Linked DNA regions of Homo sapiens: region 1 is linked to region 2. Evidence: chromatin loops called from intact Hi-C (ENCODE). Cell type or tissue: B cell. All regions are shown on one strand. Links, peaks and the distances in the headings refer to the core of each region. The heading gives the core; the rest is flanking DNA.

Region 1 (15,517 bases), core at 5,988-9,987, 82 kb before region 2:
TGTTCTCTCAGGCTCCTAGGTGCCCCAGTGCTCCTAAGTGACCCGCCTGGCCCTGTATGGCCCGCCTCCTGCTTCTAAGGAATTGTGGGTATAACTTCTTCCTTCAGGACATTCCTTTCTGTGTCTGTGTGTCCTACCATACCGGATTAAAAACAACCAACTCAGCCGGGAGCAGTGGCTCATGCCTGTAATCCCAGCACTTTGGGAGGCTGAGGCGGGTAGATCACCTGAGGTCGGGAGTTCCAGAACAGCCTGACCAACATGGAGAAACCCAGTCTCTACTAAAAATACAAAATTAGCTGGGCGTGGTGGCGCATGCCTGTAATCCCAGCTACTCAGGAGGCTGAGGCAGGAGAATCACTTGAACCCAGGAGGCAGAGGTTGTGGTGAGCCGAGATCACACCACTGCACTCCAGCCTGGGCAACAAGAGCGAAAACTCCATCGCAAAAAAAGACAAAAACAAAAACAAAACAAAACACCAACTCACTGATTCCACGTTGCCCTCCTCTTGTCTTATTTTCCACTCAGCAGCCAGAGGGCATTTCCTAAAACATGTATCAGAGCTCGTCATCCCCAGCACCCTTCAGTCACGCTCAGAATAACATCCAGATTGTCCCCGATGCCCACTGACCCGACATACTCTGAGTGCTGCCTGCTGCTCCACTTCCTCGGGCTAAACCAACCACCTAGTAGCCTCTGCCCACTCACTCTGCTCCAGCCACGCAGGCCCTCCTGCTTTTCCTCCAGCAAGCCAAGTTCCCTCACCCCACAAGGCCTTTGGACCAGCTATTCCTGCTTATCCAGTCATCATGTGACCTGCTTCTTCGCCCTCTACATGCCTCTGTCCAGGTTTCAGACCCTACCACCAGCACCACATCCAATCCATCTCCCACTTCCATTTTTCTCTACCCCTTTTTTCTCCTTTCTTTTTCTTCCCTGGTTCATGACCTGAAATCATTTCATATATTCATCTGTTGCTTGTTTATGGCCTCCCTCTCTAGAATGTGACCTTGATGAAGGCCAGCATTTTATCTGGCTTGTTCATTATCGCAACCCACAGTGCCTAAAACCATGCCTGGCACAAAGTCGGTGTTTAACAAATATTCTGTTGATAAACAAATAGTACAAGCTTGGGCCCCGTTGCAAGGCCTTTGAGGTGGAGTGCAGAGGTAATTCCACCTACCTGCCTCACCCCAGCCCACCCCTTCTGGATGTATTGGGGCAGAGGCTGGGTGCTCACTATAAGGGGTCTTGTGTGGAATAATCAGGCATCAAATAAAACTGGATGACTCTGAGGGACATCTAGATTCTCCTATGTTATGACTCTGGGAATATAAAGTATACTTGTAGAACACATTAGGCATATTTCTGTCCATGGAGGCGACCCAGAGGTGTTTCTAGAACAATGAGGGTGGGTGGCAGGTAGGAAATCAGGGCAGAAGAGATGGTGAACATGGATGAAATCGATTTGCTGTATGTGGCTCTATCTAAATCAGGACAGTGGCCCTTTCTTTCCCTGGGGCCTCTGGATGTCATGGGCAGAAATCCTTGGCTAGTCTGACTGAGATCCAGCTACCTGTTCTTGTTAAATGAGAATGTTCTCCAGGTATCTTGGTAATGAGATGGGGGCGGGGTGGGGAGGTTGGGGGGTGGTGGGGGGCAGTTTCCTTCAGAGTGGAGTTAACTCTTGATTGCTCACCGGCTGTTTGTCCCAGGAGGGGAACCTCCAGGCTGCCTCCTGCTCATTGGAGAAACCTCAGGACACAATACAGCAGGTGAGGGGAGGACCCTACCCAGCCAGCCACTAAAACACCCATCTGTAGCTCTAGGTTAGAAAAAAAACTGTGAAGCCTAGATGAGGAATGATAGTGAAGACCCTAGCCAAATAAGGCCTGGGAATTATTGGTAGATTTAATTTATCCAGATTATCCCCTCAAGTCCCACTACTACCACAAGAAATGGACATACCTGCATATTTATTAAATGCTGCTGAACTCAATGCTCCTTGCTAAACATCAATCACTCTTTCACCTGCTCAAATGTTTTTATCAAATGAGTGGAGCATCGCATTTTATCGAATGGCCAGGCTATGATGGCCAACTCTGAGCCCTAGGCAGGGAAGAGTTATACTGAGGAATATTCAAATTGAGATGGTATTTTAAACCTAGGGTACTTTCTAAAGTGTAAAAATAAATAGTCACTTGTGCATGCTAATTATAGCTACCATTTACGTAGAAAGGAAAAACCAGCAACTGAGAGCAATAATTACAGATGATAGTGATCATGATGATGACAAACACTCATCTGACACTTACTATGTGCCTGGCATGGTTCTAAGCACTTTATTTATAATAATTGAGCCTCACACCAGCCTTGTGAAGTAGGTACTTTACCTCCATTTCATAGGTGAGGACATTGAGGCTGACAGTTGGTGGGTGACTTGTCTGGGGTCACACAGCTAATAAGTGGTAGACCAGATGGCCCCTCTCCAAGACTGTTCTCTATACTGCTGCAGCATACTGCCTGGCCTGAGTTTCCTGGATGTGCCTCTTAGCCCCTGGAAGGAAATTAGCAGACTCAGCTCAACTACACATTAAGGGAGAAATGGAGCCTCTCAGAGGCAGGTTCATTTGTTCATGCTTTCACTCATTTCAACTCTTATTTCTTGAGTGTACTCATGCAGGCATTAGGAGGTGGACCTTTAGTGGCCCCAAGGGGTTGATTTCTTAGACCTTTGTTCTTGTTTGCAGTCTCACATTGTCTCTTTTTTTATACCTCCACAGAGGAAAAGAGGACCATCTGTCAGAAAAGAGGACATTGGAGGGAGGAGCAATGCATTTCCTCATCCTTTCAGCATCTGCCCCAGGCTGCAAGTCTGCCCTGTGATATAACCCCAGGGGTGTGCTGAGCCCTGCTTGCAGAGGCTTTCGGGCTAGTTGTGTGCCTCTCTTCCCAAATCCATGACATCACACACTGGTACCTTGAAATTAGCCATGGAAGGACCACGTACACCATGAACTCAACAAATGCTACAAATCAAGGTGTGCATGTGTGCATGAGTGTGTGTATGTGTGTGTGTGGTTTGTCAGAGAGCCAGCTTATCAGCCCGTTACTGCACACACCACAGGATGTCTCCCCAAGAGACAGAATGACAAACCTCATGCCATTCTTCTTTCTCCAGAAACTGCATTTAGGATAATGAAGAGTACACACTTGTCTTCCCTCATGATTCCCTCTAGAGCCATTATCATCTGTCAAGCAGAACTTTCATTATGAACTTTTCACTCCAAAAAGGCACTAAACCACCAAAGTCAACAGACTCACGACTTCCCTCGTCACAAGCACAGACCCAGCATTTCAGATCTGCTGATTCCCTTTCCAAAATTCCCAGCTCACACTTTTGGCTTTTTCATTTACCTCAGCCCTGTTGAATCCCCTACTCCTGGCATAAATTATAGTTAGACCTGCATTTGAATCCCAGCTCTATCACTGTGGATTGTCCTTAAGCCTCAGTTGCATCATCCCTAAAATGGGGATTCCAGTAGGACCTAGCCTCAAAAGATTGGTTTGAGGATTAAGCTTCTGAAAGTATATAAAGCACATAGCAGAAACCTGGCATGAAAGAGAGGTTGTCACTATAACACACTCTACAAGCAACCAAACCCTACACACTTATAACATTTCCCTGCTGCCTGCTGCCTGCTCCTGTCCAGACATGATATAAACAGGGTGAATGCACCATCCTCTTCCCTAATTTCTGGGTATTGCTTATATTGGTCTCTTATTCTGGAAGGCCTTTTCCTACCTATTGAAGTCCTATCCATCCTTCAAAACCCTACTTGAATTCCACCTTGTATATAAATTCTTTGCTGATCCTCCCAATTGCAATTAAACCCTGGATTCTTTGCTCTTCTGGAGGCCACTGAGTTCCCCAAATGGCAACATTACCTTTCCCCTCCCTATCATCCTCACTTTGCCTGAAAAGTTGATAGAACTCCATTTCTTTGGGCTAAGGTATATAAAAGTGTTGAAATGGTAAAAGTGACCTGGGAAGGATACACATTTTTCTACGTGGATGCATTTTTGGGTATCCCTAACACTGACATTTCCCAGCATCATGAGACCACAGAGCTGGAAGGGTTCCTAGAGATCATGTACTCACCCGCACATTTCACAGATGAAGAAAGGAGACCCAGGGAGCAATTCAGCCAATGTCACTCAGCCAGGCTCAGAACTGGGCTGCAGTGACCACCAGCCTAGTGTTCTGTGCACCCCGCCAGGCTCCTAGGGGAACAGGACAAAGCCTGACAGAAGTAGGTTGAGGGACAATGGTCACAGCATGGAGGGCTTCGCAAGAAGGCTGGCAGGGCAGCCACGAGAACAGGAGAGTCAAGGGCAACATGAAGACATGGGTCTGAAGAATGGCAAGGAATTGGGCAAATGGCTTGAAGTCCTGGAGGGAAATTATCTGCTAGCTTCATCTCTTTGTCCAGACTGGCAATATCCCCATCTATAGCCCTGGCCCAGCCACGAATGGCCACATGCAGGAAGGCATTCAGCAGGGAGTCCATCACCACTCTATGATTTAGAATGCAGGCCTTTTACCTTTCCTCATGGCTATACGGGTTCCTGTCCTCGGAAGACATCCTAAAGTCTAAACTAGCCACTACCAAGTGTAAATTAGTTCAACCACTGTGGAAGACAGTGTGACGATTCCTCAAAGACCTAGAGGCAGAAATGCCATTTGGCCCACCAATCCCATTACTGGGTATATATCTAAGGGAATATTAAATCATTCTGTTATAAAGATATATGCACGTGTATGTTCACTGCAGCATTATTCACAATACCAAAGACATGGAATCAACTGAAATGCCCATCAATGATAGACTGGATAAAGAAACTGTGGTACATGTAAACCATGGAATACTATGCAGCCATAAAAAAGAACAAGACCATGTTCTTTGCAGAGACATGGATGGAGTTGGAAGCTGTTATCCTCAGCAAATTAATGCAGGAACAGAAAATCAAACAACACATGTTCTCACTTATAAATGGGAACTGAATGATGAAAACACATGGACACTTGGAGGGGAACAACACACACTGGGGCCTGTGGGTAGGGGGTTGGGTAAGGAGAGGAAGAGCATCAGGAAGAATAGCTAATGGATGCTGGGCTTAATACCTAGGTGATGGGATGATCTGTGCAGCAAACCACCGTGATACATGGTTACCCGTGTAACAAAACTGCACATCTTGCACATGTATCCCAAAAGTTAAAATAAAAGTTGAAGGGAAAATAATAATAATAATAATAAATAAATAAATAATAGCCACATCAACTCCTCACCTCTCATCACTCTATTCCTTTTTTTTGCCGTACCTACTTCAGCTTCAATGTGCTTCTCACTACTTGAAATTAAGCTATTTGTTCATTCATTCAGTTTCTTTGTTTACTGTCTGTTCCCCCATGAGAAGAGAAGCTTGAGAGTTAGGAACTTTGTCTTTTCCTACTATGTACTGGGTGCTCAATAAATATTGGTTAAATGGATGAAAAAAAATGTCATAACCATCACAGGTTGTATTAATAGATATCTGTTCTTTCCTTCCTACTTTTTTGGTAGATTCATTCTGCTGTCTTTCTCTTACTTCTTAAGTCTGATACTTAGCTCAATCATTTTGGTCCTTCCTGCTCTTCTAGTGTAGGCATTAACTTTCTAAGGACTGGCTTAACTGTGTTCCCAAGTTTTGATTTACAATATGTTAAATATCATTCGGTTCCAAGTATTTTTAAATTTTCATTAATATTTTTTGACCCTTAAGTTGTTTGGAAGCATGTGTGGCTATGTGTGTGTATATATGTTTAATTTCCAAATAAGTGAGGGTTTTCTACATTTTATTTAATCTACTATTTCTAACTTCATTTGTGGTCTGAGACTGCAATCTTTTGAAATCTAGCATTATGTCCTAGCACTGGGGCAATCTGCATTAATATTCCATGTGTTTTGAAAGTCAGATATTTTTTCTAGAGCTGGGTGTCATGTTCTATATAGGTCCAGTTGATCAAGCTTGCTAATTAAACTGTTCAAATCATCTATATCCCTTCTTCCCTTCTGAATTATTATAATTTTTTAAATTATATTTTTAGCCTCTGGTTGTTTGCAAGTTAAAAGCTTTGGTGTATTCGTTAGTGCTACTCTTCCTTTTAATAGGACTATATTTATATGTGTAACTCTGATCAAATCTCTCCCATATTACCTGCTAATGTTTTGTAATAGTTTAATTTCTTCAGCCTCTTTTCCTACACCAACTAGACTTCATTTTTATTGCTTAAGCAGTTTTAATTTGGATTTACCTGCATCTTGCCTCACTATTTCTTCCTGTATATCATACTTTTCACTTGGAATAATTTTCCTTCAGCCTAAAGTCATCTTCCAGAATTTTCTTTGGCAATGGTCTTTCTGTGATAAGCTTTTCCAGTTGTGCTTTGTCTGTAAAAGTCTTCATTTTATTCACATTCTTAAACTGGAGTTTTGCAAGATAAATTATTGTAAGTGGACAAATTTTCTCTGAGCACACTGAAGATATTATTCCCCAGTGCAGCAGTTTCCTCTGTTCCTGATGAGAAGCACCCATCAGCCTCACCACCATTCCTTAGTGGATGATCTGGCTTTTCTCCCTGGCTGCTTTGTAAAAAAATCTTTTGTCCATTGATATTCTGCAGCTTGGCTATGGTGGGCCAAAGTGTACATTTCTTATTATCTTACTTAGATTGGAAGGGGGGCAGGTTCTAGAAAAAATATTGGTGTTTTACCATAACTCTGGAAAATTCTCAGCCATTTTCTTCTTCTTCTTCTTCTTCTTCTTCTTCTTCTTATTATTATTATTCGCATTCTAATTATTTCCTTCTGAAACACTGATTAGACAACATTTAAACTTGAGATGTCCAATATACTAGCCACTATCCACATGCAGCTATTTTAAGGCACTTCCATCACTGGAGAAAATTCCACTGGATGGGACTGGTAGATCTCATTCTATTCTTATTTTATTTTAATCTTTCTTTCGTCTTTTCTAACTCTTTGTCTCACAGGACCCCAGAATGAATGCTTTGTCTAGATCAATCTTCTGGCTCAAAATTTTGTTAGTCTGTTTAATCATTAATTTTTTTAAAAAATCCACCTGTTATATATATGTATGTGTATATATATATATGTTATTTCTAGACATTATATTTTGAGATAACACACACATGCACACACACATACACACACACACACACACACACACACACACACACCAAAAAATACTAAATATACTTTGTGGTGATACCAACCCAGGATCTCTTTAAATTATTATTTTTTTCTTTTTTGCATGAAGTGTCTTCAGCCCACACAGGTAGTATGAATTCAGACAGAAAGCTCACAAGTAACCACGGCTTATGGTTACACATTCTCACAGAAAAATCTCTTTTTCCTCTACCTAGCTCCTAGGGTTGCGGCAGAAAGGTGTTCTCAATGTCCTTTTCTGAATGGTGGAATTTATTTCCCATCAATCTAACAGGGACTTGCGCTCTCAGCTTGACACAGAGGTGGTGGAGTGGGGGGTGGGCTGTGTTTTTCTATTATATTCCTCACCTTGGAAAATCTAGATGTCCTGCCCCAGATGCCCTGTGAGGCTATCAAAACAAATGCTCAAGGACTGAAGTCTTCAAGGTTTGGCAGCAAGCTCTTGGGAGAAAGCCAACTTCGGTACAGTGTCCTCGTTTTTACTTTGTTTAAAATGCTATAATCCTGAGAAAAATATCAGATAAATCCACATTAAAGGACATCCAGCAAAATACCTGACCAGGACTCTTCAAAACTGTCCAGATCATGAAAGACAATGAAAGACTGAAGAACTGGCATAGACCAGGCCAAGGGAGACTGATGGGACAGAACAACTCAATACACCATGGACAGTACCCTGGAATGGATTCTGGACACTAATGGGAAAACGAGTGAACTCTGTAGAAAGTCTGGAGCTAACAGTGATGTACTAATGTTAATATGGAGGTTTTGTTTTTGTTTTTTGTTCTTTGTTTTTTTGAGACGGAGTCTTACTCTGTCACCCAGGCTGGGGTGGAATGGCACCAACTCAGCTCACTGCCACCTCTGCCTCCCGGGTTCAAGCGATTCTCCTGCCCCAGCCTCCTGAGTAACTGGGATTACAGGTGCAATACGGAGGTTTTGAAAAATATGTCATCTTAATGTAAGATAATAACCTTAGGGGAAACTGAAACTGGAACTCTGTGCTATCTTTGCAACTTTTCTGTAGATCTAAAATTATTCCAAAATAAAAAGTGTATTGGAAAAGAAAAACTCTGATGGTGTCTTACTTTCATTTCAGCTCAGTAGTGTATTTAAAAAGGCGTTTATGGCCTGGCGCTGTGGCTTATACCTGTAATCCCAGCACTTTTGGGAGGCCACGGCAGGTGGATCACAAGGTCAGGAGATCGAGACCATCCTGGCTAACATGGTGAAACCCCATCTGTACTAAAAATACAAAAAATTAGCCAGGCGTGGGGGCCGAGATCACACCACTGCACTCCAGCCTGGGCGACAGAGCGAGACTCCATCTCGAAAAAAAAAAAAGAAAAAGGTGTTTATATCTTTAAAGAAATAGTATTTTAGTTGTTTGATTTGGGAGGGTCCTGTACAGTATCCATCATACCAGCTATACCACTAGAAACAAAGCCTCTTCTTTGTTATTCTTTCCCCTTTAGGGAAGAATGGATCAGAATCATAACAACCAAATGAGTGAAAAGTTATGGAATCAGCGTAGGATATGCTCAAGGAATGAGGACCTAGAGAGTAAAAGATGTTTAAAAGAAAACAAACATAGCAGTTATAGAAAAGTAACACCAGTTCACATGGATCCATCAACAAGGGGAGGTTACTCAATAGGCCCACTTGGTATATATAAAAATAACATAAGGCAAAAGATATCAATACTTTCCTTGAATGGAGTTTGTTATGGGTCAAATTGTTTTTCCCCCAAGTTTATGTTGTTTATGTATTGAAGTCCTAATCCCCAGTTCCTTAGAATGTAAGATGATTGGAGACAAGTTCTTTACAGAAGTGTGGAGGTTTAAGTGACTCCATCTTGGATGCTAATCAGCCATGTTGGATTCTGATTAACCACAGTTCCAGGAAGGTCTCTAAGATTTCCAGTTCATCTATTGTTTCCTGCGTAAACTTAGGTACTTACTGTAAATCTTGCCCTTAGGTAAGACAACCTTGATGTTATCATACTTCAATTGTCCCACAAATCCGTTCTGAACCACCCCTTTTTTTATGGTCTACAAGCCCTGGGTCTGGGGGATAATGGTGCAGCGGTCCACCATCTTGTCTCGCCATCCCCTGAAACCCAGACATGGCTTCTGTTCATAAGTCCCAGTTCTTTCTAAGAAACTGGATTTGTCAGCCTCTTTTTTTAGCCTCTTAGCTTCCTTGGACTTTGGGAGTAGGGTTGCATAGACCTGCCCACCATGAAACAAAAAGTAATCAAGTTACAATGATTTAGAGTGGGCTCTTATCCAATACAACTGGTGTCCTTATAAGGAGAAATTTAGACACAGACATGCACACAGAGAGAACATCATGTGAAAATGAAGGCAGAGATCTAGATGATGAGCCTGCAAGCCAAGGAATGCCAAAGATTACCAGCAAACCACCAAAAGCTAGGGAGAGAAACATGAAATAGAGTCACGCTCAAAACGCTCAGAAGAAACCGACCCTCCTAACACCCTGATCTCAGACTTCCAGCCTCCAGAACTATGCAAGAATACACTTCTGCTGTTTAAGCCACCCAATTTGTGGTACTTTGTTATGGCAACCTAACAAACTAAAACAAAGTTATTCCCTAAAACTCTACACGAAGTCTTTGATTAGGAGGGCTAGCCAGCCTGGGTCTGCTGTGTGGCGATAGTTCAGACTACATATGCCTTAACTGTCTGGAGTAACCTGAAGGGGGCACGGAAGATGCTGTTCCCCCAGTTCATTTCCACCTGCTTCAACATTCCCAGAATTGGGCAATGTTCTCTTCTATTAATACTACAGTTCCACTCAGAGGTCCTGGAACACAATCAATAATTCTCCTCCAAAGTGCTTTCTACCTAAAAAAGCACGATGTTCTTATTGATGGTGTACTTAAAAAATGTTTTAAAGTAAATCTACAGAGCACCCTGGCTATTCAGATCCAGAAATTGATTAACCAATAGGATATAAAGACAGAGAGATGCTGCTATCTTTGGCAAGGTCGCACAGCAATTTGTAAGAGAGACTAAAATAGAATCAGCACCCCATTTCAGAGCCTGGTCAACAACTCAGATGACCTCCAGCAATTGATCTGGTCAGTCCCTCCAATTACGGGTCAATACATGAAGTCTTTAGACCCAGGAAATTCCTATTTCCTTTTTCAGCCCAATAAAGCCTAGTTCCAAGCCTTTACAAGTCAAGAAAATAAGATATGGGTTGCCCCAACATATACCCAATGAAGACCCCAAATCATGCAGCCTGATAGAGACTTGTTAGACTCTCAGACCTTCCAGCAGAGCAAATGGAATGTGTCCAGAACCAGACTCAATTCCTCTAAAGACATTAGATAGGCTTCTCCTCTATTGCCAAGTATCCCTTCCCTTTCTAAGAGCACAGCCCCTTCTCTTTTCTTCCACCCATGCTATAATATTAGAAGCAAAAGGGAAGCAAATGTTCCAAAGAATTCTGAACTAAAAAGCTTCCGATGTGGTGGGAGGGTGTGGAGTGAATGCATTATCTTGCACCAGTCACCAGGAATGGGTGTCAGCACCCATGTCAGAGGGCTGCCTGCACACAGCACCCATCTCTGAATCTGAACCCAATACCACCTCTTCTCCAGCTCAGCTTTCCCCAGGCCCTACACTAGACCCCCTCAGCACCAAGTGAGTGTCGAGGAAAGCACATGGGTTGTGGTCCTCTCAATATGTCTGGGCCCTCTTCCTTCTTTCCCATCCACAATGCTGGTGCCAGAGGCTCTCTTGGGCCATTGCCACAGCAGCTTATAAACCAGCACTGTCCGCAAGGGACACAATGCCAGCCACAAGGCAGACCACAGATAGCATTTTAAACTTAGTAGCAGTCCCTTTGAGAAGACTGAAAGGAAAGAGATAAAATAGATTTTAACAATGTGCTCTATGTAACTCAATATACCAAAAACATCATTTCAATGTGTAATCAATGCAAAATTATTAATGAGATAATTTACCTTTTTTGTGACATCTCCAAATTTTGGTATTTTAGACTTAACAGCACATTTGATTCAAACCAGCCACATTTCAAGAAGCAAATAGCCACATAGGTCTAGTGGCTGCCATATTGGACAGCATCAGGTTCAAGCATTCTCAGAGTTTCAAGGGATCTCTTATGGCTTCAAATCTTGGGAAGGCATAAGATTTTAGAGGACAGACATTTTCTCTTACACATCTTTTATATTTCCATTGGGGTCCATGAGAGAAAGTTCTAAGTTCCTTTTTTTTTCCCATTAAATTCATATAGAACTCAATTTCCTGCCCTTACATCTGTAGTTGTCTGCCTGAAAAGACTCCTTTCCCCTCTCCACCTCCCCATTTGCCTCAAGGCATCTATTTTTTTTCCTCTCCAGTTTAAAAGGCAATTCTTCAATGAACCAAAGCTGAGACAAGCATGGTTTCCTTGAAGCTCCAGGGAAGATTTATGCACTCTTCTGCTGTTGCACGTACTATGGTGCACTGCACTGCTTGAGAACATTGCTGTCTCCTCTGAAAAACTGAATACTTTTTTTTAAATGGGAATGTATCTTAACTCTGTATACCCAGTATTTAAAGGAAACTTTTTATTTAAGTATAATTTTTTAATAGCGATTTAATTCTCTTTGTACAATTAGTATCTCTCTCTCTCTCTGTACAATTAAGCTTTATGAAGGTTAGAGCTACCTCTGACTTACCCCAGTGATTAATGCACAACAGATACTCAATAGAAATTATTGGATGAAAAAATGAATACATGAGTTGATCATAAAGCAACTTACTCCTCTAGCAGGTATCTTTCTACTCAGCAATTCTTCTTGGAGCTATGTATGGCCCCAGAATATCAATACAAGTTCTGTTCCTTCTTCTAGTTGAATTTCAGATACTTCTGCCTATTAAGTTTCCCACATTATTTATCTTGTCAACATCTCCTTTTTCTCTATTTTTAAAAATTTTTTTTAATTTAAAAAAAAATTTTTAGAGACAGAGTCTCACTATGTTGCCCAGGCTGGAGAGCAGTGGCTATTCACAGGCACAATTATGGTGCACTCCCTGTATACCCAGCACTTAGCACAGGGCCTACCACAAGGCTGCTCATGACACGGTATCTCAGTTCCCCAGAATCAAATGATCCAAGAGAGAAAGAGAATGAAGGAAAGTGACCAAGACAAAAGCTACAGTGTCTTTCATAACCTCATCTTGGAAGTGACATGCAATCATTTTTGCCATATTTTATTGGTCACACAGACCACCCCTTGTCCAATGTGGGAAGAGTCCATACAGGTATGAAAATCAGGAGGTGGGGATCACCAGGGGTCCTCTTGGAGGCTGGCGATGGCCGTGGATATGGAGTAAGGAATGAAACACATGACTTCGAGACAGCATAAATCCCAGATGCAGTGCTCTATGGCACCTGAGTCACTGGCCTTAGAGACTATGCAACTAGCAAGTCAGACCCGGCCCATGCTCTCCACACATGCCCTCTTGCCACACGAATATTGCAGCTCAGTGTTTATGCCATTGAGTGATTTGCTACCCTTCTTCAACGTGGCCTCACGTGAGTCCATCTGGATAAGCCAGTCCCAAAGTCTGGGAAGTCAGCAACGTCTACCAGCAATGCATAAATGGACCTTAATAGGAATATATGCAGTTCAGTTTGCTGTGGTAAATAGATTCGTTTGTCAATTTTTTTTGTTTCAAATTTTTGAAGGCCTAATTCAAAGAGAAACCCATACATATCTAGGCTTTCTGTAGCTGAAAGCAATTAGCCACATAGCAATTGTAAAGAAACCTAAAGGGAGCATTTGGTTCACAAGTGGAAAAAAGATTGAAAATGTATCTCACCACAGGTGACAAAATTTAGGTAATAACAGTAGTAATACCAGAAGTTCAATACGATTTATTTTATATTTTAATGTTGCTTTATGAACCTAAAAGCCTTGGTAGGCAAATATTGTGTGAATTTCCTGAGACTGGAAAGCAAAAACCTTCGTCACCCTAATGATAAGTAAAAACGAGTAAGCAGTCTTGATATCCACACAGAAACACTATAACAGTGAGCCTTCAAGTGAAATTATTAAATACACGAACACAATGGGTGTCTGGGGCCCCACAGGTCCATCTTGTGGACACTGCTGGATTACCTACTGTTACAAGACTGTACTCCACTCAGAAAAAATGTTTGACCATAGATTGTAATGTTTACACATGCACGTAAAACATGAATGCAAATTTTTTTAAAGCATGCAATTAAAAAATAAATAGAAATTGGCTGGGTGCAGTGGCTCACGCCTGTAATCTCAACACTTTGGGAGGCCGATCGCGAGGTCAGGAATTTGAGACCAGCCTGGCCAACATAGTGAAACCCTGTCTCTACTAAAAATACAAAAAAATTAGCCAGGCGTGGTGGCAGACACCTGTAATCCCAGCTACTCGGGAGGCTGAGGCAGGAGAATCGCTTGAACCCGGGAGGCGGAGGTTGCAGTGAGCCGAGATCGCGCCATTGCTCTCCAGCCCAGGCAACGGTATGAGACTCTGTCTCTGAATGAATGAATAAATAAATAAATAAATAAATAAATAGAAATTATATATTTTTTCCTTCCCATACCACTTGTGAAACTCACTTTGGAGATTACTGTCTTAAACAAAATTTCCCTTCAGCTATTCTGTTACACTGTGCAGTAGACATGGCTGGCCAGAAGAGTTGGGACAGAGGGCTAGGAAAGGTGGATTCTCCCCTGAGTCTATTTGTACTTAAATCCACATAAGAACTGAGGAGCTCATGGAGGAAAAGGTGGATTGAACTCTAATACCCCTTGGGTTTCTAGGATATAGAAGCATGCCTAATGAATGAGAGAGAGAATTCCCAGGAAAGGGTGGAAGTTTTAAGGAGGATGGATGCTGTGGTGAGAGTATGTTGAGTTGATAGAGCCAGATTACACTGGGTCCAGGCAGTAAAGCTGGGTGAGAATATCCTTCCTCTTACCATGGAGATATCTCATGGATGGATTAACAAAGACCTACTGCAAGTGAGTGGAGGTTGCTGCTTGATGGGAACCCCATCCCTGAAGATCTATTAGGGTTTGAGCTGGAAGACCAAAGCTCAGCCATGCCAGGGTTAAGAGGCAAGTCATAACATAGAAAGCCTGAGAATCTCCACTCCCAAGCACCCAACACTGGAGCTTGTCTGTCACCTGCAAGGGTGACTGACGCTGAGGCTAGAGATGCCTAGTTCCTCTGTGTCAGAGAGAGGAGGAGCCTGTTTTCATGGAAAATGGTACCTCCAGCAGTACCAGCAATGTTCTCACTACAGAGTGAACCCTGCAGAAATTTCCAGCATGGGACTACTGTGTGGTCCTGGCTTAGCCAGCAGTGAAGTCATAAATGACCACAACTGATTTCTGGACACATGTTAATATCCCTAGGGATTCATGGAAAAAAATTGAGAAAAGAATCCTGGATGCAGTTTAGTTTTCTGCAGCCAGCAAGAGTATTTTTATAACCATGGTTTCATTTGTATGAGTGGGCAAGTGAGACTGAGACATTCCTATTACACACCTTAGATTGTCCTGCTGGAGCCACTAAGTGAAGCTGGAGAGGTTTAATACAAAACTGAGATAACAGAGTCATTGGAAAAATTACTTCTGTCTTAATTCAAGAGGAAAAGAAAAATATATAAACCTATTAAAATAATTTAGAGTCTTTGAAGCAAAGCAAAAAAGAAATTATACTATTAAAAAAATAGAGCAATGGGGTCTGGCCATCTCAGCAGATACCCTACTACATGACAAAATAAATAATGTAGTGGCAGTTAGTGCAATAGCTTCCATTTTAGAATATTTCAAAAATATCTGTGGGAAAAATAAACAATCCCATGCCTTCAGTGGAAGAGCTGAACCAAGTGTGGAAGCCAAGTAATCAGTTCCCAGCACAGAGGTGTCCACACACCCATTCTTCTCTCCCTGCTGAAATCTCACTAAAATATCAGCAAGATATAAAAAGCGGCTCAAGCCTACACGGCCAAAGAGACTTTGAGAGATGACAGTACACAATTGATATCAACAAAAGCTGAGAGCTGGAAGAGAGGTGAATTGCGGCTGAGTTAGCAGACCAGGGAGTGTTGAAATTTAAACCTGCCCCAGACAAAGCCACAAATACAAGATCTTGTTCCTTGAAGATTCCTGGAAAAACCCAGGTGTTTGGGTTACAGATCA
Region 2 (15,517 bases), core at 5,091-9,090:
AGTTTTCAGGAAGTCTTTGCCTATTAAGGTAGTGACCTGCCATGGTCAGTACAGGTGTGGGTCGGATCTTGACACAGTCTTCCACTCCTATGTATTTCTGAAGCTTCAGGATAAGGTCAGGAAGGCACTTTCCTTGGGCTAACTCTCCTACCCCCGAATTTTATAATTCATTCATCATGTCTTCCTGCTGTAGTTCTACAATTAGCGCTTTGGTCTAGTCCAGTGGTTCTTAATCAGCAACACTTTTGCCCCAAGGAGACATCTGGCAATGTCTGGAGGCATTTTTGATGGTCACAAATAGCAGGGGTTATTCCTGGGGTTTAGCAGGCATCAGCTAGGGATGCAGCCCCCCACCACCGTGAATTATCTGGCCCAAAATGTCACTAGTGCTGCCACAGTTGAAAAAACAAACAAACAAACAAAAGAAACCACTAGCTCCTAAACTCTGCTTTTAATTTCTATTTTAAAATTCCTTGACTCCAACTGACTCACATCTCTCTGGATCATGGGTTGTATTAGTCTATTGCATCGCTATAAAGATACACCTGAGGCTGGGCATTTTATAAATAAAAGAGGTTTCATTGGCTCATGTTCTGCAGGCTGTACAGGAAGCATGGTGCAGGCATGTGCTCCTGGTGAGGGCCTCAGGAAGCTTCCAGTCATAGCAGAAGGTGAAGAGAGAGCCGGTGCATCACATGGCAAGAGCAGGAGCAAGAGAGACCAAGGGGTAGGGTGTGCCACATTCTTTTAAACAACCAGATCCTACCCACACCCTACTCTTGAACTCAGAGTGAGAGCTCACCCAGTTTTTGGGAGGACAGCACCAAGACATTCATGAGGGATCTGCCCCCCATGACCCAAACACCTCCCACCAGACCCCACCTCCAACATCAGGAGTCACATTTCAACATGAAATTTGGAGGGGACAAACATCCAAACCCTATCATAGATTTTCCTAATTGGGGTGGTGTAAGTGACTATGCACATAGAGATGGAGATGAAATCAGAAAGAAACTGAGTAACAGCCGTTATTCGCTGAGTATTTACTTCAAGCCAGCCAAGCACATTACCATAGGTAATCCTCCTAACAGCCCTAAGAGGTAGGTCTACTGTCATCCTCATATTACAGATGGGAGAGCCAAGGCTAAGAAGGTTAAATAACATGTACAAAGTCACAGAGGTCTTTAGAGACTGAGCCAGGATTGGAAATCAGGCAGTCTGACTCAAGAGCCGGAAGAACAGACTAGGTAGATGAATGAAAAGCCAGAAAAACAGATAAGGTTCCAACACAAAACGTAAAAGAAAGGAGAAAAGGAGAACTAGGTAGAGACACACATGGAGCAGGTCCCGTGGGTCAGGAATACAGTTCACACTGGATTCCTCAGGGTTCTTTATGCCAACGCAGTTGAGAAACAGCAGTTCCGAGCACTGAGACTCGAATCTCAAACCTTGGTTCCCGCTGCAGCCCTGCTGTTTTAACGCTGTCCCACCGTGGCTTTATCATTGCATGTGGAGAGACTTTTCCCCCCGCTCAGACTCATTAAATTCTGTTAACCAGAACTCGTTTCATGCAAAAGCTGCAGAACTGTGAAGAGGAGCTGAAAGCATGTGGTATGTTTAAATATGCTAGAGCAATATGCTGACCAGCGAGGTTTGTTTATTAAAATTCTTATGCGGGGTGAAGCTCAAATGAGCTTATGTCAGCTAGTTCATAGAGAGGCCCTGTTTTCAAGATTAGGCTGCTGTTTGTCTTCTTTACGGAGCTGACAGAGGACATTCTGGAGAATATAATACATTATGCCAAAAACATCTGTATTATAGAAAATCAACAATGAAGAGCAACAGCTCCAAATGGAGCTAGTACTTTGAAAGGCGTTTATCTGTCAAGAGATTAAACTGCTATTTTCATCTACGGAGGAAACTAGAGGAAGTGTAAACCAGTTTAAGAACAGCAGAAACTAGCCTACTTTTTTCTGCCAAGTTATTTTTGCACATTCAGGAAGACACAGGATGGGTTTTTGTTTTGTTTTTAATCAAACTGAAGAAAATACTTAGAGAGCTATCTTTTCTCAAATCAGAGTACTCAGAGCTGAATGTTTTCCTTATTCTTTTCCCCATAGAATATATGCCTCTGAATGAGACCCAATGGATGAAAGGGGTTTGCTTCTCACAAGGAAGTGGCCTCTTACCGTCCTATTTTAAAACCCCAGAGTGTCACAGGCTTACTCAGATGAGACAGGTCGCTGGCAAACAAATGATATTTGTCACCAATTCCTGCATCAGGGTAATGAGAATAATAAGAAGAAGTGCCTAACATATATTAAGCATTTTCTATCACTAGGTGTTTTATTATACATTCATTATTTCATTTAATCCTCACATCTCTATGAGTTGGGCACCAAAATGATCTACTTTTTAAAAAATCTTATTAAAGTATACCACACATACAGAAAGTTACACATATTTTAAGTATGAAACTCAATGAATTTCACACTCTGAACTGGCCCGAGTAACCATCACCCAGAACAAGACACAGAATACCTACCTCCAGGCCTCTCATGCCTCCATCCAGCCGCACCCCTCAGGGGCAAGCACTATCCCAACGTCTAATCACATAAAGTCGTTTCCCCAAACTTTCAACTTTAAATAAATGCCATTTTACAACTTCCCCTTTCATATCCAGCTTCCTTCACTCAACATTATGCTTGTAGATTCATCCATATTCTTGTGAGTAGTTGTATTGTGCTGTTGTACTGTGGATTGTGTATAGTTATAGATTATTAATCCTTACAGTTGTAGAATATTCCATTATAGAAACACACCACAATTTATTTTTTCTATTTTATTGATGATGGGTTTGCGACCATTTGAAGGTTAAGGTTAAGGTTTAAGCTTAAGAATACTGAGACCCAAGATGTTAAAAATAACTTACAAACCTAGTAAATGGTGGATCCAGGATTACAACTGAAGTTGGCTTAACTCCAAAGCTCATGCTGTGAAGCACCATGCTGCACTGTCTTTCAGAAGAGCAAAGCTTGCAGGGACCTCTCCTTGATGGGTCGAAAGGTCTTTTGTACAAATAATTTGGGGGGCCCGTGGGAAGAAGATATTTGAATAACGTGCCACAAGTCCAAATCCACCACCTCTACAGAGCTCTTTGCCTTTGGGCATGTCTCTTTGCTTCTGATTCCCATCACTTTTTCTCTTTTCTTTTACTTTGATTGACTGTTCCAATAGCCCTATCAGCATTGTGGGACTTAACTGAGTAGCAGAGCCTGGAAACACCTCATTGCATCTGAAACCTAGAGAAGACGCTGGATGTAAGACACATACTTACAGCAACAGCCACTGACAAGGTGAGCACTCTGATGGATACCTGAGTGAAGAAGAGTATGGAGCGTGTCCAAATTCAGTGTACGTGTACATTCTAACTGGTGTGTTGGCTCACCTGTCTTCCTCTCTCTCATGTTTTTCCTACAAATAGTTGATTATGCTGATGCCAGATCATTCTGATGATAAGCATCTATTTGGCACATCCAGTAAACTGATCCATCATAAGGATAATTGTATTCGAATTAGCATTCATATTTTTTACATGCTTTTAGGAGGAAATGGAAAGGAAAGGAAGAAAAATGATACTTTCAAGGAATCACTTAGAGATAGAGGAAATATCAATATTTGAGCTCTTCTAACGGTTTGCTCTCTTCAAATGGATAGAAATCCAATGAAGAGGCTCTGCTCAGCTCAGTAAAGACAGAACACATCTTAGGCAACCTTTTCAGCCCAAGCTTTGGATTTTTCCAACCCTCACAATCAGAAGTGACTGTGGTTGGACTGAGGAGAGCAGGCTCAGAGAAACTCAGGCAAACCTCAAGGAACACTTTCAGCCCAGCTCTCACTCACTGCATCTCAGCCCAGCTCTCTGGTGTTTTCCTGCAGATGGGCACAGAATCATGTGCCTAGTAGGTTATCTGGCCAGTTGACAACTGATCATGCAGCAAATGCACGATTACTGTAGGCCAATGAACATTGCTTGCTAAGATGAGAGAAATCACTGGATCAGCTGAGGTCTGAGCCAGTGTGTCACTTCTATAAATACTGTTGCGGTTTCCAGGTACAGCACCAGAAGAAACCCATCTTTGCTTTACAGAGTCTCTAGATCCTTGTCTTCTCTTCTGTGTCCTCTGATGGAAGGAAGAGGCTGCCAGCACCAACTACCTTCAATTGCCAGGGCTGCTGTAACAAAGTACAATAGATGTGATGGCTTAAACAACAGAAATGTATTGTCTCACAGTTCTGAAGGCTGGAAGTCCAAGATCAAGGTTTAGGCACGGTGGCTTCCCTCTGAGGGCTGTGAGGGAAAAATGTATTCCAGGCCTCTCTTTGCGGCTTGCAGGCGGCCATCTTCATATTCGCATTGTGTTCTGTCTATGTGTGTTTCTCTCTGTCCAAACTTGCTTTTTTTTTTTTTTCTAATAAGGGCACTAGTTATATTGGATTAGGGACCAGCTTCATGATCTCACTTTAACTTAATTGCCTTTGTAAAGAGCCTATCTCCAAATAAGGTCACATTCTGAGGTTCTGGAGGTTAGGACTTCAACATATGGATTGAGGAGAAACACAATTCCACCCGTCGCACCGACACTCACAAAAATGTATTCTCTTCTCCTCAACACACAGAGCTTAACCCTCCCCAGACTCTCTAGGGTCCACACTCTATAAGCTCTGGTCTCAAGTAAATAACCTTATCAAAAAGGAGGAGGTGTACTTGACATGGCCCCGCTGTTCCCATTGCTTTGTGGTCTTCTAGTATCTCTCACCACAGAGAATGATGTTTGGGCTGCCAAGATCCCCTGAGGCCAAACGACTCAGAGGCAGTCCTGTAACTTCCCCTTCACGTGCCTGGTGGCCTCATTCCAAGCCTCTCTCATCACAGATGCAGGTTCATCCCTCCTTCCTTTTGAGGATTGGACTCCAGCTCCCTTCTCCTCTTCCGCTGCCCTGTGAGCAATCTTTTAAGATCTCACTCAATTCATGTCTTCTGTCACAAGTGCTTCTCACTCACATCTTCAGAACAGAACAGAACAGAACAGCATCTTGTTCCAGTTTGTTTTACATGGTTTGACAAAGGAAGAAGGACAAGCATTTCCTCTTTCCATCTGTAATTTCTCCGTAGCTCGCCTAAGCTGCCACTGACAGCCCAGGTCAATGCCTTGGTTTCCTGGGGCTGCAAACTTCTCTTCCAGGAATCCTAGCTTGGATGCTGCTGCCAGGCAAGGAGAACTGGAATGGCTTGCTGGCATGAATCTTAACCCATCCCTCTTTTCTGGAGGGTACAAGAATCCAGGAGATTTCATCTGCAGCTAAATGAGAGGAGAATCAATACTTGATTTTCACTTTCCTGCATACAAATCTCACTTAAAACATTCTGTTTTGTCTCTGGTCCTATTTTTCATGGAGTCTTTTTTTTTTTCACTTTTAATTTTGAAAAGCTACTTCATATCCCCCTCAGAATTCATACAAATTCCTCCTGTTCAATTTAAAAGCAAAATCAAATTGCTGGAAGTCACTCACATAGGTAGAAAGGAAGAGATAACGCTTTTGAGAATGACTTGTAAAGGTATTTAAAAATATAACACTTGTCCTCATTTCTTTAAAAATGTGAAACTTGAGGATTTCTTCTGAGAATGTTGAGGCTGTGAATGGATGGGTGGATAGATGTGTTTCCATTAAGGGACTGGGAAACCATCTGCAATACCTGGCTTAGTCCTCCTAGGGGACAAATAACATTCTAGTAATAACTCAGGTGATTAGGGAAGCACATACATTCTTTCAAGATGAAAAGTCACTCTTTACAGCACTATTTGCTAACAGATATAATTACTATCTGCAATTAACTGATGAAAAACTATGGGGAAGAAAGAGAATGGATGTGCAAGTGCCTAGCCCCACCCCAAGACATAACTCTCAATACATGTTTACATTATGCAAATCTTAATTGGTATTGAAAAGTCAAAGACAAAGGCGGAAACAAAACGCCTACTTGCTAAGCCAGTGAAATTCATTTCATTAAGCAGCCTGGTTTTCCACATCAAAATATAAATGTGTCTTGCTCCAATTAGTAGATATCATGCAAAAACAAAAGAGTTCAAAATATTTGGATATATACTTTTGTAATTCCTTCATGCAATAAATATTTACTGAGCAGTTGTTATGTGCAGGCAACGGAAGTAAAAAGATGAATGAGCTCAGGATGCTAAGAAACTTGGAGTCTGATAAGAGATAAGGAAAAATTTTTAAAGGCAGTTATGGTATAGGAGCATGCAGGCAAGTCACCTAACCCAGTCTTGGAGGGTAGAAAAGGTTTGAAAGGAAGTGCTATTGAAGCTGAAGCCTGAAGCTAGTCAGACAGGTTGCAATAATCTAGAAGAGGAAAGAAAACAGCGAGAGCATAGGCAGGAGAAATAGAGGAAAGTCATCAAATTAGAGATTTAGGAGAGAAAATCGACAGAATTTTCTAATGGCTATTCCCTTGTGTGTTACAGATTATGATACAGAATAGAGAAGAGGAGCAAATGCAAAGATGATTCCTTTGACAAGATGAAAAACGGTACTCTAATACACCTGCTTTGTAAGTCTCTATTTTCACACATAGCAGGCTTGTTTACAGCTGGCTAAAGATCTGCTGCACAGCAGCACTGACCCCACTGCATTCTTTCTACACCAATAAATTTCCTCTGCTGCCTCATTCAGATAGCCTAGCTGCTGTTTAGAGTGAAATTCTTCCACCTTCAAGCAAGAATCAGAGGTTCTTTCAGGCTTCACACAATAATATGATGAAGAGGCACGCTGAAGGTGAATAAACACTAATTTGTTTGCGTGTGAATAAGGCATCATTTATGTAGCAACTTCTACAGATTGGGTACTGGAGATTTTTCCAAAACGAATAATGCTCCTGCTTTTGAGCTTACAATGTAGTAGGAAAGATAAACAGAGTGTGATAAGTGACATCATAAAGGCACAAACAAATTCCTGTGAGCACAAAGTGGAAAGCCCCTGAGCTGGAAAATAGCACTGAGGTGGTTTCATGAAAGAGGAAGCAGCAAGGCTGGGCCTTGAAGAACGTGAAGGAGTCACCCAGCTAGAGAGGGCAGGAGGGTGTTCCACGAAGTACAAACATCATGAACAGAAAGTCAAAGAGTGAAAGTGAAGGGAGGATTGGGGAGCAGTGAACAGACAATGTGAGAGAGCTGCGGCACCATGGAGAAGAGTAATGAGAGGGACATCCTGAAGGAAAGACAATATGAAGGACTGTCGATGCCAAAGAAAGGACTTTCAGCCATATGCACGCAATGGGGAGCAATGCAAGATTGTCAACCAAGAGACTGAGGTGACCAGATCTGCTTCACAGCAGCAGCAGCAGCAGTGTACATGGAAGATTAGAGGACCGAGAGAGATGCATGTCAGGAAAATCAGCTAACAGACTCTAAAATAACTAAGACTTGAGAAAGATCTGGATCAAAGCTTTAACAGCAGCAATAAAGAAAAAAGAAGAGACATTTCTGTAATCAGATCTAGAAAAGTTGATGACCCCCAGGATAACAGCCATGAAAGTGAGAAGTGCAGGACACAATGGTTTAAGCTTGGAATCTCAGCCACTCCGAAGTCGCTGAGGCAGGAGAATCACTTGAGCCTAGGAATTTCAGGCTGCAGTGAGCTACCTACAGTTGTGCCACTGTACTCCAGCCTGGGTGACAGAATGAGACCCTGTCTCTTAAGAAAGAAAAGAAAGAAAGAAAGAAAAGAGAATAAGAGTGTCTAGGGTTTCTAACTTGGCCATTTTATCGTTAAGGGAGATAAGTCAAGAATAGGAAAAGAATGTGCATACTGGGGAAGACCATGTACACTAAAAAGCAGAGCTTGTCATCTGTGCTGACTCCTTTTTTCTTCTTGTCTTCTCTACTTCTCAAGGTGCTGCTACCACAAACATGAGGAAACTTCTGTTAGGAGTTCAACCTTCAGAGAGGACAGCTGGCAGTGCAAGATGGTGACAGCCCTGCAATCAGGAGAAGAAAGTCATGAGAGTAAGGAATGATGGAGAGGGATGAGAGCGTTTTCTAGGATTTGAAGAGTTAAGAGACTCTGAATAATTGGCAGGGGAAGCTGGGATGGAGAACAAAGTAGGAGAAGAATCATTTGCTGTGAACTCTGTATTTGGATTCCATTTTTGATGATCTTTGAAAATGGGAATAAAGGATTTGGGTTATTTTTAAATTCCTTTGGAGGCTAGACAGTTTCCCTAAATTCAGCATTCCCTTTGAAACTAGACCGCATGAGTCTCTGGTTTGTGCAGGGTTACCCTGGGTCAGAGTTGCCTCTAGAATAAGCAATGGGTAAGTCCTTGAGCTGTTGGAAGCGCATGGAGTGCCTGACAGTCTTCTGCACATTAGGCATAGGGGACCCTTTTGGGGGAAGAGGATGAAGAATAGGAGGGGTGATGGGAGCATGTTGGGTTGTGCCAGTTTAAAGAGAACGTGAAAAAGATAAGCAAGCAAATGAGGCTGCAAAAGAGGAATCATGGGAGAATGAGGAAAATTAAGTGATCATAGCATCCCTGAGGTCAAAAGAGCAGGGGTTTCAGGGAGAGTGCCAGGGCATTAGTTAATACAAAGAAGAGACCACTGGCTTTGCACCCTGGAGGTCAATGCTATCCTCTTCCTAATCCATTACTATAGAGTGATGGGGACCAGCGTTTGTGTATTGAGGAGATAATGAGAAGTGTAAATGGAAAACAACCAGAAGATAACAAGGATAAACAACTCTTTCAAAAATATAGTCACAGGTCACTTAACAGGACTACATTCTGAGAAATGCACTATTAGACAATTTTATTGTTGTGCGAACATCAACAGAGTAGCTTACACAAACCTAGATGGTGTAGCCTACTAGGCTAGAAGGTGTAGTCTATTGATCCTAGGCTACAAACCTACACAGCATGGTACTGTACTCAATACTGTAGGCAACTATAACACAATGGTAAGGATTTGTGTACCTAAATATACCTAAACATAGAAAAGGGCTAGGTGCAGTGGCTCACACCTGTAATCCCAGCACTTTGGGAGGCTGAGGCAGGCGGATCACCTGAGGCCAGGAGTTTGAGACCAGCCTGACCAACATGGCAAAACCCGGTCTCTACTAAAAACACAAAAATTAGCTGGGCATGGTAGCACATGATTGTAAAATCTCAGTTACTCGGGAGGCTGAGGCATGAGAATTGCTTGAACCCAGGAGCTGGAGGTTGCAGTGAGCAGAGATCACGCCACTGGACTCCAGCCTGGGCAACAGAGCAAGACTCTGTCTCAAAAAATAATAATAATAAATTAAAAAAATAAACATAGAAAAGGTACAGTAAAAATATTGTATTATAATTTTATGGTACCACCATCATATATGCAGTCCATCATTAACTGCCACATCATTACATGGTACATGACTATATTTAATGGCTTAAAAACACAGAGATGTGCAAAATCATTTATGTCCAAGGGTTATTTGTCATAAAAACATAATGTACATAACAAAACTTGGGACAACCTAAAACACCAATACAAGGTATTGGCTAAATTTTAAAAGTGTTTTAGAGAAGCGTATTTAATAGAAGAGGAAAATGTTCACTGTTTAAGTGAATAAAACAAGATACAAAAGGCATATACAGTATGAGTTCAATTTTTTTCATCTATACAATACAGGCATAAAAATATTAAAATGATATATATTTGATAAACTGATAGGTAGATTTCATTTTCTTCTTTGTGTTATTCTGTATTTCTCTAATTTTCTGAGTTCATTTGGATGCTAAAGAATGTCTGTTTTTTTACTTAGGAAGAGAGTGGTTTTTCTGTTTGTATATTTTGGTATATTTTGGTTTGAGGTTTCGGTGGTTTTTTGTTTTGTTTTTGTCTTGAGTGATAGTACGTATATGAGATCATGTACAACTACCTACTGTTGCTCTCTTCCACTGGGATGTTTTTGATGTAATGGCTATGCATCTCGGCCTTGGGGGGCCTAGTGCAGCCTAGTGCAATGTCAAAGGGGCTGTCACCTGGTTCTTGCTGCCACCTGCCTGTGCAGGTGGCTGCTGAGGCAGCCTTTGGCCCACAGGTCCCCTGAGACATCCTTTGCCTCTGTCTGCCTTCCTGGCCCACTGGCTCTCCTGACCAGTCTAAGCACAGATGAGTGGAGGGCGGGGGGAATCGTCCTGGCCTGGCCTGTGCCACACTGGGGCTTGGGAGTTTCTGCAATGTCTGCTGAGGCCCCCCGCCCCCATCCTGGTCTGACTCTGCAGCCAGCTCCAGGAAGTAGAATGCAGGCTACTCTCTCCATAAGATCATGCTTTACCCACTGTCTTTCCTTCTTTCTTAACCCCAGGGAAACCTCATCTAGATTTGAGGATGAGGACGGGTGTAGGGAGCCAATCTCATCCTCTGACATTTCTCCCTAAGGGCGCAGTCCTTTGAAACACGTGTAAGTCAGCAAAAGGCACCCAGGCTATTTGCTTTCCCTCCTACCACATCCGTCCCCTGAGGCAACAAGCATTAGATGGCCTGGCTGCTTTGGGGGAGGGAGGGGCTGGCAAAAGGAGAATGATGGAGCTGGAAGGAGAGACAGAGTAGCCCTAGGTTAACCCTTCAAAACCATTATCCTGATGTGCAGATGTCGACAGAAAACAGCAAGCCTCTCAGTGCCAGCCTGCGTGCTGGAAGTGCACATGCATTATTAATTCACTGGGACATTTTTACCCTTTCCAGCCTGTTTCTCCAGGTTTCCCGCCTCCTTCCACCTTCTGTACAGGACACACCAGTTCCCTCAAGCCCAAAATGTGAGCAGCTGTCATTCTCTGCATAGCCAAGCTCGGCAGTCTGCCGAAAGGGACAAGCCAGTCCCGCAAAGGAATGATGTATGCCAAAAGATACTGCATTAGGATCTTCATTAACTGGAGGGCCAATAAATTTATGAAAATCATGAATCAGTTAATCCATTCCTTACGATGAATAGCTAATTAACATGAGGACAGGGCCTGACCCTTCTATTCATCTCTACTCACTCCTGAGCTTCCTGTTACAGACAGGCTCCAGGGCAGAAAACAGAACCCACATTGGCTAGCGTGTGTTCAGGTGGGTCCCCATGGGGCAAAGCCGAGGGGATGGACTAAACACAACCTTCTCTTAATGTTGGGACTTTCTCTGAGAGTGCATTCTTATTTCTAACTTTTCATTATGAAAATAGTCAAACACAAGTGTAGCAAGGTCTTACAAATTTATGGGGCCGGGTGCGGTGGCCTGTAATCCCAGCGCTTTGGGAGGCCAAGGCGGGCAGATCACCTGAGGTCGGGAGTTCAAGACCAGCCTGCCCAATATGGAGAAACCCTGTCTCTACTAAAAAAGAAAAAAATACAAAATTATCCGGGTGTGGTGGCGCATGCCTGTAATCCCAGCTACTCGGGAGGCTGAGGCAGGAAAATCGCTTGAACCTGGGAGGCGGAGGTTGCAGTGAGCAGAGATCGTGCCATTGCACTCCAGCCTGGGCAACAAGAGTGAAACTCCATCTCAGAAAAATATATATAGATATTATGTTTCATCATCCATTTTAAATATAAGTTGGACTTTCTCATACCAGAAGCATGTGAAACAGTTTCCAGTTCTCTGCCTCCTCCCAGTTCCTCAATGTGATGAATCCACGTATCTGCCTTACACAACTGCCTCCTGGCAGCCAACTTCCTATGGGACATATAGACACAGCCCACTTGACTCACCCTGACCCCGCACCCCAGGCGGACTATGCAGATATGACTCAACGACCACTTCTCAGTCATAACGTTAGCTGGTGGGACTCCTGCCTGCTTGCTCTAAATCCACCAATGACAACTCCTCAAGGGAAACCCATCTGGGTAATTCCCTGGATCCCAACAAAGGCTCTGGCCCACAAGTCCCTTCCCCAGTCTCCAACCCACTGGTCGAGCACATATGTCCCAGACAGCTCTCCTCTTCCCATTCGCCCTGAGGTTGCTGTCTTGTTCTCTCCAGGATCTGTAAATAATACACTGCTTCAGTTATTTCATGCATTTTCTTTTGCCTCCTCTGGGTCTTACCTGACTGACACACTCAAACCTAACTAACTTCTTTCCCATTCAGGGCTCTCCTAGAGCGTGGCTATCTTAGTAGGAATAAGCTAGACACAGGTCAGACGAGAGCACAAGTATAAGTGAGTTTCCTGTGAGAGGGACACCTGGTCACAGGTGGAGACACTCAGGCATGAGGCCGTCCACCAGGATAAAGAAGTACCTTGTGAAAGGCACATTGTAAACATCTACAACCAAATAACTACTCTCCAGAGAGAGACCTCCAGACCAAATTAGAAAGAAAAAAAATACAACATTGTTTAAGTCGATAATAGCACAATGAACCTGATAGACCCATCACCCACCTTCATTAATTATCAATACATGACCAATCTTAGTGCATCTGTGCACCACCTTTCTGGATCATGTTAAAGCAAATCCCAGGTATCGCATCATTTCATCTATAATTATCCAGCTATGTCTCTAAAGGAATGAGGACTTTTTAAACACATAGCCACAATACCATACTAACATCTTTAAAAAATAATTCCTCAATATCACCAAATATCCTGTCAAAGTTTACCTTTCCTCATGAATCTTAGAATTTTTTAACAATTTGTTTAAATTGGGATCCTATTGAGGTGCCACACCGTGCAATTTGTTGTTATGCCCCTTATTATAAGACTCTTTTAATTTATAGCTTGCCCCCATCATTGCTTCTTCCTTGCAATTTTTGTTCAATAAACCATGTCATTTGCCCTTAGCATTTGACACAGTCTGGATTTTGCTGATTGCATTCCTGCAGTGCTGGTTGCCTTGTGTGTGTGCATGTGTGTGCACACACGTGTGTGCCTCATATTTCTTGTCCTGTAAAATGAAATTAGATATAGAGGCTTAGTTCAGATCAGTTTTTTTTTTTTTTTTAGGGTTTTTTGGTTGTGTTTTTTTGGCAAAAACTTCAAAGGTGGTCGTATATACTCCCATCAGGAGTGACATAAAGTCTGGTTGTCCCTCGTTTTGTGATTAGCCGCCATTGGTGATGATCACCTATGGCAGTGTCTCAACCAAAGGTGATTTTACAGTCCCAGGGAACATGTGGCAATGTCTGGCGATGCTGGATGCTACCGGAATCCAGTGGGTAGAGGCCAGGGATGCTGCTGAATGTCCTGCAAAGCACAGAACAGCCCCCACCACAAAAGGATGATCTTACCCAAAATGTGACCCGTGCTAAGCTGAGAACCCCAGGGCTGGATCCATTTACTCATTTGGGGTTGCAAAATGTTATATTCTATTTCTGTCATTTACTTTTTATTTGTTAGCTGGCACACTTATATAAAGAAAAACTTCCTAATCAATTACTTGGTTTTCCTGAGGTGGAATTCATATGGTAAATGTAAGTAAGTGCTCAATTCTTTCATTTATCAGTTATCAAAATAATGAGGCAGTTTTCTAGACTCCTCCAAAGGTGACCAATGAGATTCTTTGTTTTTTTAAGAATCATTTATGAACTCATAGGTATAAAGGAATTGGATGTGTTGTAATCATTTGCAGTAATTATCTTACTGACGCCTAAATTGTCCTGTCTTTAGATAGTATGAGCTTCTTCAAATTGGTTCCTGAGTCTTTTTGGCACAGCCTATTGTGCTTTAAAAGCCTGCTTGCATTTTGGGATTATAAGATTCTCTAGGCACATCTTACATATTTGCTGTCCTAGACTGGAATCTACCACTTCTTCAAGGACCTTTGGTTACTTTAAGTGGTATTTAGTGATCATCACTGGGGCTTTAGGGGGACTCATACATTTTAAGACACACATAGCCCTCATAATATTAGATTTCACTCTAAGGATGGAATTTTCTGAGCTATATTTTACACACAGAAAAACTGGGACTCAAGAGAGTGGTTTTACCCCAACTCAAACTCAAAGCAAATGGAAAATTTTGAAAGCTGGCAATATATATCCACTCCTGTCTCCAGATTCTTTCTCTCCATCAGTAGGGCTGGGAATTGAACAGACTGTTTCCAAAGCCCAATAGTGAGGAGACAATGATAAAACAGACAGGATCTTGGAGACCAAGACAACATGGAACTGGAGTTCTGAGGCCCTCAGGCCTCTGGTCCCTCTGAGGCCAGGACTCTTTCAGGCCCCTTCTTCTTCGCTGAATTGGCAGCACAAATGAGTGTGAGCTGGTGTTTCCTGAAGGAAACCAGTACCTATGGGCAGAGACTATGAAAAAAAGGGTGCACTAAAAGTTCCATAAGAAGTGTTGGCCGGGCGCGGTGGCTCACGCCTGTAATTCCAGCACTTTGGGAGGCCAATGCAGGCAGATCACGAGGTCGAGAGATCGAGACCATCCTGGCTAACATGGTGAAACCCTGTCTCTACTAAAAATACAAAAATTAGCTGGGCATGGTGGTGGGCACCTGCAGTCCCAGCTACTTGGGAGGCTGAGGCAGGGGAATCGCTTGAACCTGGGCTAGCCTCGCAACAGAGTGAGATTCCGTCTCAAAAAGAAAGAAGGAAGGAAGGAAGGAAGGAAGGGATGGATCAACTTTACCTAAAATGTAGGGAGGTGAAGAAGGGATCCCCTTTGATATTAAAAAATCAAAGACATCATTTTACATTAAAAACAGATCGATGATGGAATAGCATGCAAGATTTACCATTTGAACGTTAAAAGATGTGACTTTGAAGAAATTCCAGGTCCCACTGAACTTGCTGCTTGACTCCTGGGATGCAGAGTCAGGGTCCTCTGCAATCAGCATATTTTGGGGGAGAAGGTGAGAAACTGTGGGGCAATTCTGAACCCACTCTGTGCCAGTAAAAGGGTCTCTTCCTTTATTATAAATTCAGGAAATTTAACTTACATTGAAGAGTCAAAAGATAGGTTATTTGTTTAAAGTCAAGAATTCTTTTATGTAGGGAATTGTTAGCCCTAAATTTCTCCTCTCTTAAAAACTTTAATATATAGGAGTTACCTATCTTGGGTTTAAGCAGAAGCATGTCAGTTTGAGAACAGCATTAAACCATTCTTGGAACAAGGCAGGTTATATATTAGATGTAATATATAGGTGGAAACACACCTGCTGTCTGCAAACACATCCTTCCTCTGCCCACCCAAAAAGGCCTGGATTTTTTTTTTTTTTTTTTTTTAAGCCCTGCAGCCACCTCTGAGTGAGCTCAATAAAAACCTCCACTGCCCAAGTGATGAAATCAGATTAGCATGCTCCAGCTCTGATGTTCTGTGCTGAGGGAATTGGAAGGAGTTGATAATGTGGAGTTGGCTATTTTGCATTTCTCAGTGACATCCTCTAATGAGCTGGCAATGCCCAACACCAGGCTGCTGTCTTGGAGAGATGAAAACAATACAGTGGTCATTTCACATCCTATCATCCTCA

The links. A loop is a pair of places that touch in the nucleus more often than their neighbours do. Peaks named below come from ENCODE experiments on the same cell type or tissue, not always from the same donor. Only the 100,000 strongest peaks of a DNase experiment are listed, where the experiment ranks them.
Region 1: it touches region 2 in a loop (5-fold over the local background); 1 of 110 quality-filtered maps calls a loop at or near these places.

What each region holds. Positions count from the first base shown.
Region 1 is chr6:14,571,236-14,586,752 of GRCh38, forward strand. It overlaps LOC101928354 (a long non-coding RNA gene), which reads right to left. Exons shown (of 4, transcript XR_241980.4): 4 at 15,069-15,517. Among named protein-coding and RNA genes, the nearest start is that of LINC01108, 290 kb to the left of the region's middle. In B cell, for the core only: no CTCF peak of the experiment used is centred there; a DNase peak (open chromatin) is centred at 8,346; H3K4me3 peaks cover 661 bases; H3K27ac peaks cover 1,232 bases.
Region 2 is chr6:14,654,238-14,669,754 of GRCh38, forward strand. The region is part of intron 1 of LOC101928354 (a long non-coding RNA gene); the gene reads right to left. It overlaps LOC102724463 (a long non-coding RNA gene), which reads left to right and starts at 4,914. Exons shown (of 3, transcript XR_926514.4): 1 at 4,914-7,613; 2 at 7,972-8,084; 3 at 10,809-11,026. RefSeq lists enhancers at 6,958-7,037, 7,128-7,247. In B cell, for the core only: no CTCF peak of the experiment used is centred there; DNase peaks (open chromatin) are centred at 7,114 and 7,844; H3K4me3 peaks cover 1,434 bases; H3K27ac peaks cover 4,000 bases.